Linked DNA regions of Mus musculus: region 2 is linked to region 1. A link is a loop called in an ENCODE intact Hi-C map of the cell type or tissue named here. Cell type or tissue: left cerebral cortex. All regions are shown on one strand. Links, peaks and the distances in the headings refer to the core of each region. The heading gives the core; the rest is flanking DNA.

What was found. Hi-C counts contacts between places; a loop is a spot of excess contacts. Peaks named below come from ENCODE experiments on the same cell type or tissue, not always from the same donor. Only the 100,000 strongest peaks of a DNase experiment are listed, where the experiment ranks them.
Region 2: it touches region 1 in a loop (4-fold over the local background); 1 of 42 quality-filtered maps calls a loop at or near these places.

Annotation. Positions count from the first base shown.
Region 1 is chr9:101,610,322-101,619,509 of GRCm38, reverse strand. No RefSeq gene overlaps it. Among named protein-coding and RNA genes, the nearest start is that of Gm24638, 220 kb to the right of the region's middle. In left cerebral cortex, for the core only: no CTCF peak of the experiment used is centred there; a DNase peak (open chromatin) is centred at 5,379.
Region 2 is chr9:102,242,317-102,247,316 of GRCm38, reverse strand. The region is part of intron 1 of Ephb1 (Eph receptor B1); the gene reads left to right. Among named protein-coding and RNA genes, the nearest start is that of Gm31233, 34 kb to the right of the region's middle. In left cerebral cortex, for the core only: no CTCF peak of the experiment used is centred there; DNase peaks (open chromatin) are centred at 2,870 and 3,918.

The DNA.
Region 1 (9,188 bases), core at 2,556-7,555:
AAATCAGAACCCTCAGATGATAGCTTGTGAAGACCCCCTTACTCTTTCCAGCCATGGAAACCTTGGTGATACTCCCACCTATGTACAAAAAGCCAGGACCAGACATCTGACCTTCCTGCCCAGTGGTCTCTGAATTCCAGCCCCCAGAACTCTTTGAGGTTTCTGCGGATAAGACACCTGGTCTTTGTGTTGTTTTTACTATAGCAGTCTAAACAGACTAAGGTAGTAACTTAACATGTGTTTATTGAGCGCTTGGAAAACTTCTCTGAGGCTGGGGAGATATCCCAGTGGTAGAACACTTGCCCAGCATGCTTGTGGCCTTGGGTTCAAATCCCAGCACCAGAAAAAAATAGTATGAAAGACTTCTTTAGTAACTTACCTGGTCGTATCTTTTGACCACTTCCCAGTGAGTTATTTCCCTGTTGCATGTTATTGTCAAAGTTGCAGGTGATTTGCTGGTATAAAGCATTATTATTTTCATATCCCCAGTTGAATCCTTGGCCAGATCTTTTTTATTTCAAATATCTCTCCAAGATGTGAATTTTCTTTTCATTCTTGTAATGATACCTTTGGGGCAGTAAGCATCCGTTATTTAAGTGTAATTAAACATTATTTTTGAGGCCGGTGTTTGCCACATTCTATTTAAGAAACTCAAGGCATTTGCCTGCAGCATCTTCTAAGACAACCTTTGTTCTGTCTCCATGCTTAGCTGTGCTGTGGTATGGTCTATTTCTCTACACTTGTTCTTTGCATGTGGTGCCAACTAATGTAACTCTGTTTACAGAGACCGCCATCTGTCTTGTCCCCACCACCACCAAAGTGCAATGACACATTTGAAGTAAATCCTTCACAGAATTCTTTAGTCTCTTCCTTTGTCTTTTTTATCTTCCTTCCCTTACTTGAATGAAAGGAGATCTCGGCCAATTCTGGTGGCTCACACCTAAAAGCTAAGCCAGGGGAATTGTCACAAATTTGAGGCCAGCCTGGTCTGCTTAATGAGTTCTAGGCCAGTGTAGGCTTCAAAGTGAGGACCTGTCTCAAAATACATATAGATCTGAATTTCTGGGAATGGGTATTAATAGAGTCACAAGACCCCAGAAGTCTGCTTAAAATATGGATGCAACTTACATTCTGTCATTCTATGGCTATAGAAACAATCATAGTGTAACCTCTCTTGCTCCCTCCATTTCTCTCTCTCTCTCTCTCTCTCTCTCTCTCTCTCTCTCTCTCTCTATCTATCTATCTATCTATCTATCTATCTCTCCATCCTTACCTTGTTGATAGAGATTATTGACTTTCCATGTTCTAACACAGAGGAGGAAATCAGTTTTCCAATGTCAAAGCGTATTGTAAGGACATTTATAGTAACTCAGAGCTCAGGAAAGAGGCTGAGTTTAGAGACAGCCCATGATTGGTTGCAGACAGCATAGGCATAGAAGAGGTAAACAGGGAGGATGGAGGCAAGAGGGTTGGAGTAGAGTTTTGGAAGCATCAAGTTTCAATAATGGGAGAGTAGCTAGTTGCTTGTAAGGGAAGGGGAGTGTGCTAACCCTGTAAAAATGAAAAGAAAGCAAAAGAAAGAGAGAGAGATTGATATACCAAGTGATTGGGGCCATTCACCACAACACATGAATCAAAACGGAGGAATGAATGAGCCCACGGGGCTTGGCATTCTGAGGAGGTCAATGAAGGAATGACCTTGTGTCAGGACAGGAACAAAAGTCCACAGAGGAAGTGAAAGCCTTCAGAGTAGAGACTTGGAAGAAAGTAAAAGTTGAGCAAGAAGGGACCGTGGGTGAGAAGGAACATTTATTGTGCATGTGCTACTATTGTCCCTGCTACTTGGCTTCCAAGCCATACGGGGCTTTAAAGCGAACGTGTCCATTTCTTCCGTCTTCCCCGCCTCCCTCCCCTTCCACCTGTCTGCACCCCGGCAGCTCATCCTCTCTACCAACACCTCTCCACGCCGGCCAGCTTCATTGCTTGGGAGTAGTTTTCAAGAAATTAGTTTCTTCCTCCCCGGTTTGCCTCACCTTTCTCCCACTTCCGTTGTGCTCAGGAGACAACAGAGCATGAGGCTATAGAAAGAAAAAAATGGCAGCCTCGGTGGCTTCAGGTTCGTCCTCTGTACTCATAATAAGAGTTTCTCTGGCGTTGGGGAAACGATTGCAGTACAAAAGGCAATGTCAATGCTGGAGCCTCCTTTCTGGATAATCTACAGGGGAGCATGCAGCCTTTGCAGCAATCCTGGTCTCCAAACATGAGGGCTGAACTCAAAGATTGGAAGACCAAAAAGAGCCTGAGAAAATTGAAACAAAAATTCCTCATGGAGCTCAGAGTCTCTAACTCAGATTGAATTCAGGCTACAGAAGTTTGGGAACAGGGGAGGTTCCAGAAGAGGCAGAGTACCAGGAGGGACCCTTTTCTAGCCTGGGGAAAGAGGAAAGGAGTCATCGAGGCTGACATTCAAGCCCATGTCATCCAGCCACACATGAGAGAGTTTGAGTTTTTCAATATTGACTCCCGTAACATTGAATAATTTCATTGATATTTTATTGAAGGGTGAAAATTTTTAATTTTAATTAGATTAGTTTCTCCAGGTTTACTACATTTTTAATGTGTTTTTATTGTGCCTTGGGGTCATTCTCCCCACGGGGATTATTCTAGTTTTATAATTAAAAAGGGAATCAACACTCTAGACTTAAACTATGGATTTTTTTTCAAACTTAACTTTCCTGGATCAAAGCTATACTATGTAAAGCATCCCCGTGGAGACTCGGGATGCTATAACCTGAGATCCACAATGGCATCTTCTCATCTGAATGACCTATGACAGCTTTCACTAACCAGTGCTGGAAAATGCCTCAGCCTATAGATTCCTAGTCCTGCTCTCAATCTCTCTGGTGGTAAGTGTGGGCTGGCTGCCTCAGATCTGGTTGCAGAGCATGCACAGGTGAAGTGGCTGCCTTTCCTGGCAGTCAGGAGGTGGAAGCTGTCACTGGATTCTGCTACCTCGGCCTCACACTGACAAACAGCACACTAATAGGCAAGGAACTAGACAGTTCTATCTAGGAACCCAGCATGTCTCCTGGCAGACCTGCTAGAAGGTTCTGGTTTCCAAATACGAAAGTTTTGTCAGAGCCAGAGGCTCAGCATCCCCTGCCTGGATGGACTCTCATGGTGCCCTATTCTTTTCAGAGAGCCTCCTTCCTTTCAGGCCACCTATATGCCATGTGTTGTGGGGTCAAGAATCCCCAAAGAAACACCATGGGAGACTGAGCTCTATCCCCAAAGATTGGGTCTTTTTGAGTTTCCACTAACATGGGGGACATCGTGAATCTAGTTTTAAAAGCAATGAAACCGAACCATATTCCAAAAGATGAAGTGCTTTGTCCCAAACTATCCCCTGAAGCAGTTGAACCTCATTTAAACTCAGATTTGTCCAGCTATAAATTCCTGACACTTTATACACCACCAAACAGCATCCCTTTAAAAGCTACCAGGCTCATGGTGCCTGTGTGTGTGTGGCGGGGGCGGGGGGGGGAACCCTGTGTGCCCTACCACTTCCTGGCCAAGAGCTGGGTTACCTTGCAGACCCCTCTCCCATCACTCAGTTTCATACCCAGAATGCAGACTGAGAGTTCCCCCCCCACACACATGTGTAGTGTGTGTGTGTGTGTGTGTGTGTGTGTGTGCGCGCGCGCGCGTGCGTGCGTGTGCGTGTGCCTGTGCCTGTGGAAGTCAGAAATCAACATCAGGTATCTTCCTTGATTTCTCCTCGTCTTTGAGACAGGGTCTCTCACTGAACATAAAACTTATCAATTTGGCTAGGTTGGCTGGCTGACCAGCAAGTTCCAGAGATCTGTCTGTCTCTACCTCCCTTGGACTGGAATTACAGGCATATATATATGCCACTGTGTCTGGCATCTTACCTGGGTGCTAGGGATTCAAACTCAGGTCTCCATGCTTTCACAGCAAACAACTGGGCCATCATCCCCAACACCCAAGGATTCTTAACATCCAGCAGAATGGATAAAACCTGTATCCAGAGAGCCTCCTTCTTTTGCTGGAGTCCAGAGTCAGACCCCCGCCCCTCACCCATCCCGGCCAGTCATCCCAGAAGAACCTCACTGAAAATCCTCCCTTGCTGCTCATACAAATTGTTTCTCCATGAGCTTGTAATAATGTGTCTTCCTCCCTCGTCTTGAACTTATCCAAACAGCCACAAATATCTCCATGCTTATGAAAATGAAATTATCCAGATGTCTCTGCAGATGTTACAAATAGCCAGCACAGTGCAGGGTAAATGCAAAGGAAATCTCTTCTCCCCACTTGGGATGAGTGTTTGCGAATGGGACTAGCAAAATATGACCAGGTGCATACCAATTCCTCATGAAGGTGACTTTATCCCCGTTATGAGAATTCTTCATTTAAAATCAATTTTGAAATCATAAATACTCAGATTTGGGATGCTGTCCTCCAGTGGTAAACAGAGATTAGTGCTTGATTGTTAATATTGCTGTTAATTTTACTTTAGATTTTAAAAATTGAGGAGTATGTTGAGGTATGGTAAAGATGGGAGGTAGAGGTGATTCTTTGGTGTTTCGTAGGGCAGAGTTAGCGATGAAAAGCAGGTTAGACTTGGGTATTTGGGAGCAGGGTTTGGGGGGTGTTGGGAGAGAAGAAGATAGGCAGATAGAGGCAAAGAGCTTCATGGAGAAGATGAAGCTACAGGGGATTCTGACAAGGACAGAGGACATTTGAAAGATGAAGGCAGTGGAGAAGGCCCTGGGCAAGTCCCCACTCAGGGCCAGGCAGTGGTGAGGCTCATGGGAAGAGGGTCACTGCACCACCTTAGCAGGAGGTGGAGGGAGCCCCTGGATGCCTGGCTGCGGATGCTTAGATTTTACCTTTGAAACAAGAGGGAGGAGTGAAGCAAGCAGAGGCCACAGAAGGAAAGGCAGGAGGGAATGAACTCATATGCATGTGACAAAGAGAAGTAAAACCTGGAAGACACCCGCCCATGCACTGGTCTGTCATTCTTAGAGCCAAGCTCTCACAGGGACGTTGAGGGCTCCACATGGCTGCTCTGGTCCAGGGATTAGGAGATGAACACATACCCTCAATCCCTCATCCAGATGCAGTTGGAGGAGGAGCCACAGAATTCACCGGGACCTCACATCCTTCCTGCCTGTGGTTGCTTCATCCCTGCTTTCCTGGGGCCAACCTGCAGGACCAGCTGAAGTTGCTTCCCTGCTCTGTGGCCTGGCTTCCCACTGCGATGATGCTGCCGCCTGCATTCATGAAGAGAGTCAGTGGCATCTCTTCAGGTCCTGCTGCTGTGTCCTTGAGCCTCCCGCAGCTCTAGCTCTTGGCTTGCCTTTCTGCAATCTGCCATGTGTAACAGCAACCCAGCAGCTGCCACCTCCCCACAGCTCTTCAGCCTCACATGGGATACCTCTCTAGGGCCAGCAGACAGGACTCAGAGCTGTTTGGAAAGGACCTGTGCACTGCCATGGGAGTGACTGTGTGCACCCTTGACCTCCAGGAGCCCCTGGCCCCTCAGATATTGCCAGGTAAATCCCATGCCACAAACTCAGGTAAACAAAGAGAATCTAATTTTTATGTTTCTAAAATAGCATTAGCACAGCTAATAGCATTAGTTTCTAAAATAGCTAATAGCATTAGCATTTTGAGATAGAAACAATCTTTGCCACTCCTCAGCAGGGCTCTAAGATAGCCTTAAATGGTGGCAGTGGGAAAAGTCTTCCTGTATCCTTGCTGGTGTTGGCTAATATCCACAAGGCCATCTGGTCTGGTACATGCAGATGGCTTCAGTCAATCCTCATTCCTGGCCTCAGGCCTCTTTGGTTCTAACGATGCTCTCAGCTTGTGCCCTGACCCTCTGAACACTAGACCGTACCAGGCTAAGAGATGCTCAGAAATCAGGTTCCTGCAGAAACCAGAAGCCATTTCTCCTAGGGAATCTGCCTGCCTCAACAAAACCCAGCCCAGCTATGGGGAACACCTTCTTTTTGCCTTGGATTGTCCTAATCTACCTTCCTGGGTGGAGATGCCAGAGTTCCATCTTTAAGCTACTCCTTTCTGGAGACCTGAGAAGCAGAGAGTGAACTAAAGTCAGGCCTGTAAGAGGTTTGTTGAAGTGGAGATACAATGGGACAAAAGCCTCGGGCAGCTGTGAAGATTTAATAAACTCTCCTCCAACTCATTCTGAAACTGCAAACCAACAGCTGTTCACAGGAAGAGTCCTACAAAGCGCACAAGAGCCGAGTCCCGGGACTCCAGTGGTGTTCCATCTGTGTTGGTGAGAGCTACCTAGAAATACAGGAGCCTGGGCACACCACTAGCTGTTGCCACAGACTATGGACCAACTGCACTTCCCCCGGCTGGATGGCAGGTTCTTTCTAGAAAAGGGAGGCCTGCAGCCTTCACAACCACACAGAGCCCTGCACACCTGCACACTCTTCACCCTTCCCTTGAGTTCCCACCCAACTCTTGATGGGATTTGCAGCAGGTCTGGCTTGTTTTCAATAGCTCCACCATGTCCTAAGTTCCTTCCAGACTCCTGGGAACTACACCTTTGAAATCCTATGTAATGTAGATCTTGTTTCTTTGTGTGTGTGTGTGTGTGTGTGTGTGTGTGTGTTATGAAACATCCACATTAGGAAATAACCTCATACCCGCCTTTACTGGCTGGGAAACGGGCCAGTCAGAGGGCCAGGGAACATCTCTGGCTCATTCTTCAGATATTACATCATCATTCGCCTTCATCATTCGCCTAGTAAATCTTTGTATCCCACAAGAGAAACATTACATGATATCCTTGTGACATCACCCTGCCAACTACCTTCATCCCTTCCAAGAAGGTGGACACTCTCCATCTCAGCCTTGGTCAGTGTTTGCCTCTGAGGTTGGACAGCCAGGTGTCTCTAAAGAGTGAGTGGTAGGATGGGGCATAGTGACTCTCTCCATCTTCCGGGCCGAGGTGCAGGGTTCCTCCAGCATGCTTTCTATTCTCCCAACACTGGCTTCTTCTGTGGGTGATCAGTAAGTAAGAAATGTTTTACAAAGTGCTTACCAAGGGCCAGGGACAACCTGAAGCTTCACAGCCACCCTATGAAATTAGTGCTACCGCTAACCCTGCTTGGAAGAAAGTTTTTTGTTTTTGTTTTTGTGTTTTGTTTTGTTTTGTTTTGTTTGCATTTTAGGTCTTTTCTTTTCTTTTTTTTTTTATTACGTATTTTCCTCAATTCCAATTCCAATGCTATCCCAAAAGTCCCCCATACCCTCCCCCCCCACTCCCCTACCCACCCACTCCCACTTTTTGGCCCTAGAGTTCCCCTGTACTGGGGCATATAAAGTTTGCGTGTCCAATGGGCCTCTCTTTCCAGTGATGGCTGACTAGGCCATCTTTTGATACATATGCAGCTAGAATCAAGAGCTCCGGGGTACTGGTTAGTTCATAATGTTGTTGCACCTACAGGGTTGCAGATCTCTTTAGCTCCTTGGATACTTTCTCTAGCTCCTCCATTGGGTTGCCCTGTGATCCATCCAATAGCTGACTGTGAGCATCCACTTATGTACATGGAGAAGTCAGGCCCCTTTCCTGAAGGCACACAGCCACTAAGGAGAAAAACCAAGACTCAAAGCCAGCATCTCTACCAAATCCGTGGGTCTAGAGTGACAAAACCTAAGCTGCCTCACTTCCAGGGACTTAACAAAGAGGGCCTGGAGAAATGACTTAGCACCTCGGAGCACTACTGCTCTGATAGGGACCACATCAGGCAGCTAACAAGGACTTGTAACTGTGGTTTCATTGGTCCTAATGCCCTCTTCTGGCCTCTGAGGGCATTGCATGCATGTGGCACACATTCATACAGAGAGAGAGAGAGAAAGAGAGAGAGAGAGAGAGAGAGAGAGAGAGAGAGAGAGAACGAGAAGAGGGAAATGGGTATCATGGGAGTAAAGGAGACTGACCACAATGCATAGATACTAGACAGGCAGAACACTAAGTACAGAAAAAAAAGCATAGCTCTAGAAACTTGGGAGAGACACCCCTCAATTTGCATCTGTAGCAATGGGGTCCTAACTAAAGGCTGCATCTGGTACCTGGGAAGCCTGGATGCAGGTGCAGGCATCTGACCTTATACCAAGGCCCCATTGTCATCAGCAGAGGCAAGCCTGGCTCTCAGTTCATTCCTTAGAATGCAGGGCTAGCCCTGCCTTAGTGGCATCTGTCCTAGGCACAGCTGTGAGGTTTGGACAGCCCTCTAAGCACAATAAAGTAGCACGTTCTTCTCAGTGGGGTTGTGGCACATCTGTCCAGGAAAAGGCGGAGAGCTATTCAGCACTTCTGAGAGGTTGTTTATAGAATTGGCTTTCCAAGTGGCTCATCCCGCACTTGGGAACATTACCCTCCAAAGAAAGTGATTTATTCCTCCAGCAAATATTTACTGAGTACTTGGTATGTGTGAAGTACTCAGAACACTCTGGAGTATAGAGGACAAGCTGTCATGCGAGAGGCGTGTGTGGCCTCGCATGGGGAATCATCACAATAAAGAAGAGCTGGTGTAGCCTGTGCACTTACAAGATGACCACAGTCACTAACATTTGAGAGTTTACACAGTAGCCACGCCACTGGGTTGTGTTCAGACATCATTAGGATGAATCTGTGTAGCCCTCGCCACAGCTCCGTTAGGCAACAGCAGGAGCACTCCCCTGCACTGTGATACACAGCCACCAAAACTGAGCTGTGCACGGTGTTTTCTTAGTACATGGTTTTCACCAAGGTACACACGCTGTGGACCTAGACAGAGCCCTTGGCATAGCCCACTGGTTTCCCACTTCTCCTACTGTGTCCTTGCTCTCTCAAGAATCCCTTTGCTGCTTAAACCACTAGACAGTCCCCTCCTGGCACATTCCCCATCCTCTGGGTGATGCCCTAGGTCTGGCTGGGAACTGAGACACCTCCATCTGCCGTATTCCTGGCAAGACCAGATGGCTATAGCTTTGGCCAACCAAGACCAAAGCCTTTGTGGCCCACTTTCTCCTTCCTGACCCAACGTAGCTGGTCTATGCCAGGCTATAGACTGGCTACAGGCTGCAGGATCACACTCAGGAAGGAAAGCCCTTTCTCTACCCTCTTCCATGCACACACACACACACAC
Region 2 (5,000 bases), core at 1-5,000, 630 kb before region 1:
GGAATAGTCACAGTTTGATTCCGAGTGGGAGATACAGTGGTTGATCTGTGACCATAACAAGGGAGTGTTGTTCCCACTGTAAGATGTCCCAAGAGATGCTCTTAAAAAAATTACCACAGATCTGTGCACTTAAAACAGCACAATTTCGTTGTGTCACTGTTCCAGAAGCCAACGGTAAAAAAAAAATGAAGGTGTTGCCAGGGTGGGCTTTCTGCTCCCCTGTGGAGAATCTATCCCATGTCCCTTTCCTCCTCTTTCCTAAGCATTCCCTACTTGATATTCCTTGGTTTGCAGATACATAACTCCAATTCCAGATATATTCATCTTATTTCTTTTATGACAAAACAACGTTCAAAGGAAGGGCTGAGGGCAAAAGAGATGGCTCAGTGGTTAAAAGCATTGGCCATTTTTCCAGAAGCTTGGTTTGATCCCCAGCGTCCACATGGCACTTTACAACTGTCTGTAACTCCAATCCAAGGGGATCCAAGGTCCTCTTCTGGTCCCCATGAGCATTACACACATAGGGTGCACAGACGTGTGCAGGTAAAACACCCATACACATAAAAAAAATTAGATAAGACCTAAAAAAAATTTTTTTTTAAAAAGGAGACAGGGTTTGTTTTGAGCACTTTTTGAGAGCATAGCCTGTCATAGCGGGGAAGGCACAGTGGCATCTACAGTCAGTAAGCAGAGAGTGATCAATGGTCGTGGTCAGTTTGCATTCTCCTTTTAATTCAGTCTGGTTAAACCTTTCTAGAAACGCTCTCCTGGACACACTCAGAGTTGTGTTTCCATGGTGACTGTAGGTATAACCAGGTTGACGATGGATGACGATGGATGACGATTTACCATCATATCTGCCCTTGCTTACCCACGTCCTCCCACTGTATCAAAGTTCTCTCTCCAGGTATTGAATGTTGGGCCGACCCTGAATCTTAAGATGACCTCTCAGAATCATTCATTATATCTCCCAAAACCACGAATTAGACATCAAAAACCTGTTTCTAAATCAAGTCGCATTCATAAGTATGGAAAATGAGATCTTGGAAGTATTCTTTTGTAGGCACAATTCAACTCAGGTCTTTGGTCCTTGCTCCCCATCCTTGGAGACTTAATTATAGTCTCACTCAGAAGCTCTAATAACTGCCTTCCATCTTGGCTCAGCTTTAGCATGTGTTATATGGGCTGATGATTCAGGTTTCCCCGACCCTCACCCCATCTCTAGCTGTTTTCCAGTCTTTCTGGACTACATTAGCCAGTCAGAACCTTGCCATTTCCCAGGTGACACCCGGGCAGTCCTTGACCTGTCTTGACTAAGCATATTGTCACCTGCTTCCCTTCTGAAGTCCGCTTTGCCCGTCCACTCACTGGTCCCTCCTCTGCCACCTGGTTTTGCCATGCTGCATTTTCTCTTCACAGATCTCCTTCCTCATGCCTCTGATTGGTGGTTCCCTTCACATCAGAGCCCAGGGCTCCGCGCCCTTCTGAGCTCTCCCACAGTGATGCGTTTCCATTGATGTGTCGAGTCTACAGACCCCCAGCTGATACCCACGCTAATTACACGCATTCCTCTGCAAGTTCATTAGTGGTAAATGAGGCTTGTATTTGGCATGTTTCTCTTGTTGTCCTTTATACCCGTCAGGAAGGACTCAAACTCCTTTTGAACCTAGCTGAAGCCAGTTAGCCCAAGAGGCCAACATTATAGGCCAAAATTAGGCCAGTCATCTTCTGTGAGCACACTTTGCTCAGATGGCTTGTGAATATGAAATGTATTTAATTCTGTTTTTATTCATTGAGTATCCCTGGGGTCCTGGTTGGGGACTTTCTGGAGGTCACAAAGACTTCTGTGGAAGTTTACGAGTACGATGGTAGCTGTAAGGGTATTGGATTATTATACAACAAAATAATGAATTAGTTAATCAAAATTTACAAGGAAAAAAAAGAGAAATATCATCAATCATATTCTTTTAGCACATTTATCTACGCCTGAGCCATAGGCTGTTCTGTGTACTGGCTGTGACAGTGGTGACAGAGTTCAGTTAGTTACAGGGGAGATGTTGCAATTCATAAAGCCCGAGATACAAAGCTTTTCAGTCACCGCTATAGACTCATGCTTTACAGCATCCAGTGGTTCAGAAGCCACTTGTGTGTGTGTGTGTGTGTGTGTTTGTGTATAAGAAGGTGTTCCTGGGCTGGGGTGATGGACTCATCTAAAACTGGCCCTATTACCCTAGCAGTCGAGATGATTCCCCATTCAATAGATAATAGTCTGTCTCCTTTGTATGGTGGGATCTCTAGTAGTAAGGCCACCAGTTATCTTCTAACAGTCATCTGAAGATGTGCTATTGCTTGGACAGATGTTGTAAATGCTAAGGGCTGGACAGCGGCTTCTTCAAAAAAGCACATCTTAATTTTTATTCAACTCTGTAAAGATAATAGATAGCATTGGCAAATGGTTACTACAGAGACAGGATGAAATTGAAACTCTTCCACCAAAGTGTCTCATTGCCTCTGCACAGAACCTTGCGAAGCACCATGTTGTATCCGTGTTACAGATGAGAAGTTTAGGGTTCAAGGAGGTTGTTTGTAGGAAGTCCAGAATCTCACAGCCGACATGAGAGCTTGTGTTCCTTACATCCCATCCCAGAGCTGTGTCTTAGTTGTCCCATGGCTAGCTAAGCAGGGGGTGCCTCTACAAGAAGCAGGTGTGTTTGTTTTCTTCTTCTGCGGGCACATAAAGCTTTTGATCATTTTTTTTCCCTAAGGAAGGCCAGACAGGCAGAAGGTGCTTGGTGAAGCATAAAGAAAACATAACTTAGTCATCGCTGGCAATTCCAGAGATGTAGCACCAAGGCTTTGTGTGTTGTGGAGTGAAAGTGCGTGTCATCTTGCTGAGGTGTGAACTTAACTCACAGGCACCTGCCACTGGGGGGTCAGGGGTGGGCGGTGGGGACACAGTCACTTCACCGTTCTCTGCCTCATCACAATTTTGTGACAATGCATACAGCAGAGTGTTCCTCTGGAAAGTGTGGGGGAAGAAGAGCCCTTCTCTCCCAGGAAGACCTGCTGGTACTGCTAATAGAAATTAAGAAAGAGAAAAGAGGCCAGACATCTTACAAGATAGAGGAGGCCTTGTTTGTCCAAATCAATTTAAAAATTCACGCAAACCTCAGGACATGTCTGCGGTAGACATCACCAGTTGACTGGACCAGGAAAGAGGTCTAATTAACAAGTCTTTTCCTCATGTGCACATCTGCAGCTTGCTAGAATGTGGTCTGTCTTTTCCAAGCTTCTGACACATTAGTACTGCCTTTAGACCCAGGGTGCCTTAGTAGCTAGCAGCCATCAGCTCTCCAAGTAAGTAATGGGATGCTGGTGTTTGAGATGCTGTGGCCAGGTGAGGGGCCTCTTTTTTTGCTTTCTTAACTCCATTCTTGACTTAGTCACTTAGAAACAGGCTCTTGTCTGGGTCTAGTGCCTGGACTTAGTAAGCTTGTGCTACACTGAGCTGCATGTCCCATCCTCTCTTAGTGTGGGGCCTTCTGTATGTGGCATCATGGTCATGGCCGTGATGGCCCTCCCATCAACAGTGAGTGCACAGGGTGGGCTTTTCCAAGCTTCTGATGCTCCATGCTGCACACCCCACCCCCTCCTGCCCTGGTGCTCTGGCTGACAGAAAGGTTGCCTCTTTCTCTTGGCTTTCTCCGGCTCAGTGCCCAGGTCTCCAGCCTAGCTGCCTAGAGGCCCCATGGCTCTGTAAGATCCCACGCAGGCAGCCTGACAGGAAGGGGATTTGTTCCCTATGCCCTGTCACTCTGAGCCGCTCAGGGGGCAATGGGGCTTTTGTGAGCTCTCAAGTGAACCCATTGGCCCATTGTCTGCCAGGGCTTTCCACAGACCGCCCCCAGTACGGTGAGGATAGGGGTGGGGCTGGGAAAGGCCGGATGTATTTCTGGCCGGGCCTGAAAACACCATTCATCCCAGAAGCACCCTGTTATGCAGCAAAGGCAGAATAAAGAGAAAAGAGGGAGGAGTGGGAAAAAGGAGCGAGGAAGGGAAGGAGGAGCGAAGGGGGGCCGGGAGAAGATACCGGGACCAACAGCATGGAGAGGACAGATATGGAGAGACTTCCAGGCCTGGGAATGTATGCTTCACCTGGAGGGAGAGGGAGAGTGTGAGGGTCACACAGAGAGATTCGTAAGGCACCACACAGGGAGATAAAGAGCACTCATGCCATGGGCATCCCTAGGTAGTTACACTTGCCCTGGGATTCGTCAACAGAAGTAGAATGTGCCCATCAGGAAAGCGGCAGGATCTCCCCTCGGCCTTTTGGCTAACTAAGATCAAGTGTAGGAAAGTAACAGGCTTCCTCTTCCAGCTGCTGGGGCCATGAACAGCTTGTTGAGCTCCCGAAGAGGGCTCTGCTCCATCAGAAGAAAGTAGTGGGGACCACAAGTGTGCTGAGTAGCCAGATGAGATTTCAAGAGCTACTGGCCCCTCTGACCCAAAGGTTGTTGTGGAATGGAGGGTGCTCGATTCCGAGTGGGCCCTCACTCGGGTACAAGGAAAGGGGATTCCATGAAACCAGACTTTTGGCATCTGGGACCAACTAAGCAGATAGTTTTTGCTTGGATGGCATCTTATACAAGCAAAGGTAGAAAGATGAGCTATTGAAGGTGCTATACAGGGCTTCAAGCTTAGAGCAGAGGGGCCAGCAGGGCTGCTGGAGGCCTTTTTACTTATGGGATGTTCTGAAGTAACTTAGGGCCTGAATTGACAGACAGAAAATGAGCAGAAATGGCAGATGAGCTGTCCCCTCTGGTAGACACATAGATTCCAAAGCCACCAAACTGTATGTTTTTATTTTATTTTATTTTATTTTATTTTATTTTATTTTATTTTTTATTTCCCAAAGCCTAGCCTTTTAGGGCAAACACTTCTCTTGAACCGGTAGTGTGAAAGAGCCAGAAGCAGGCCTGGTGGCCCTTCCCATCTACTGT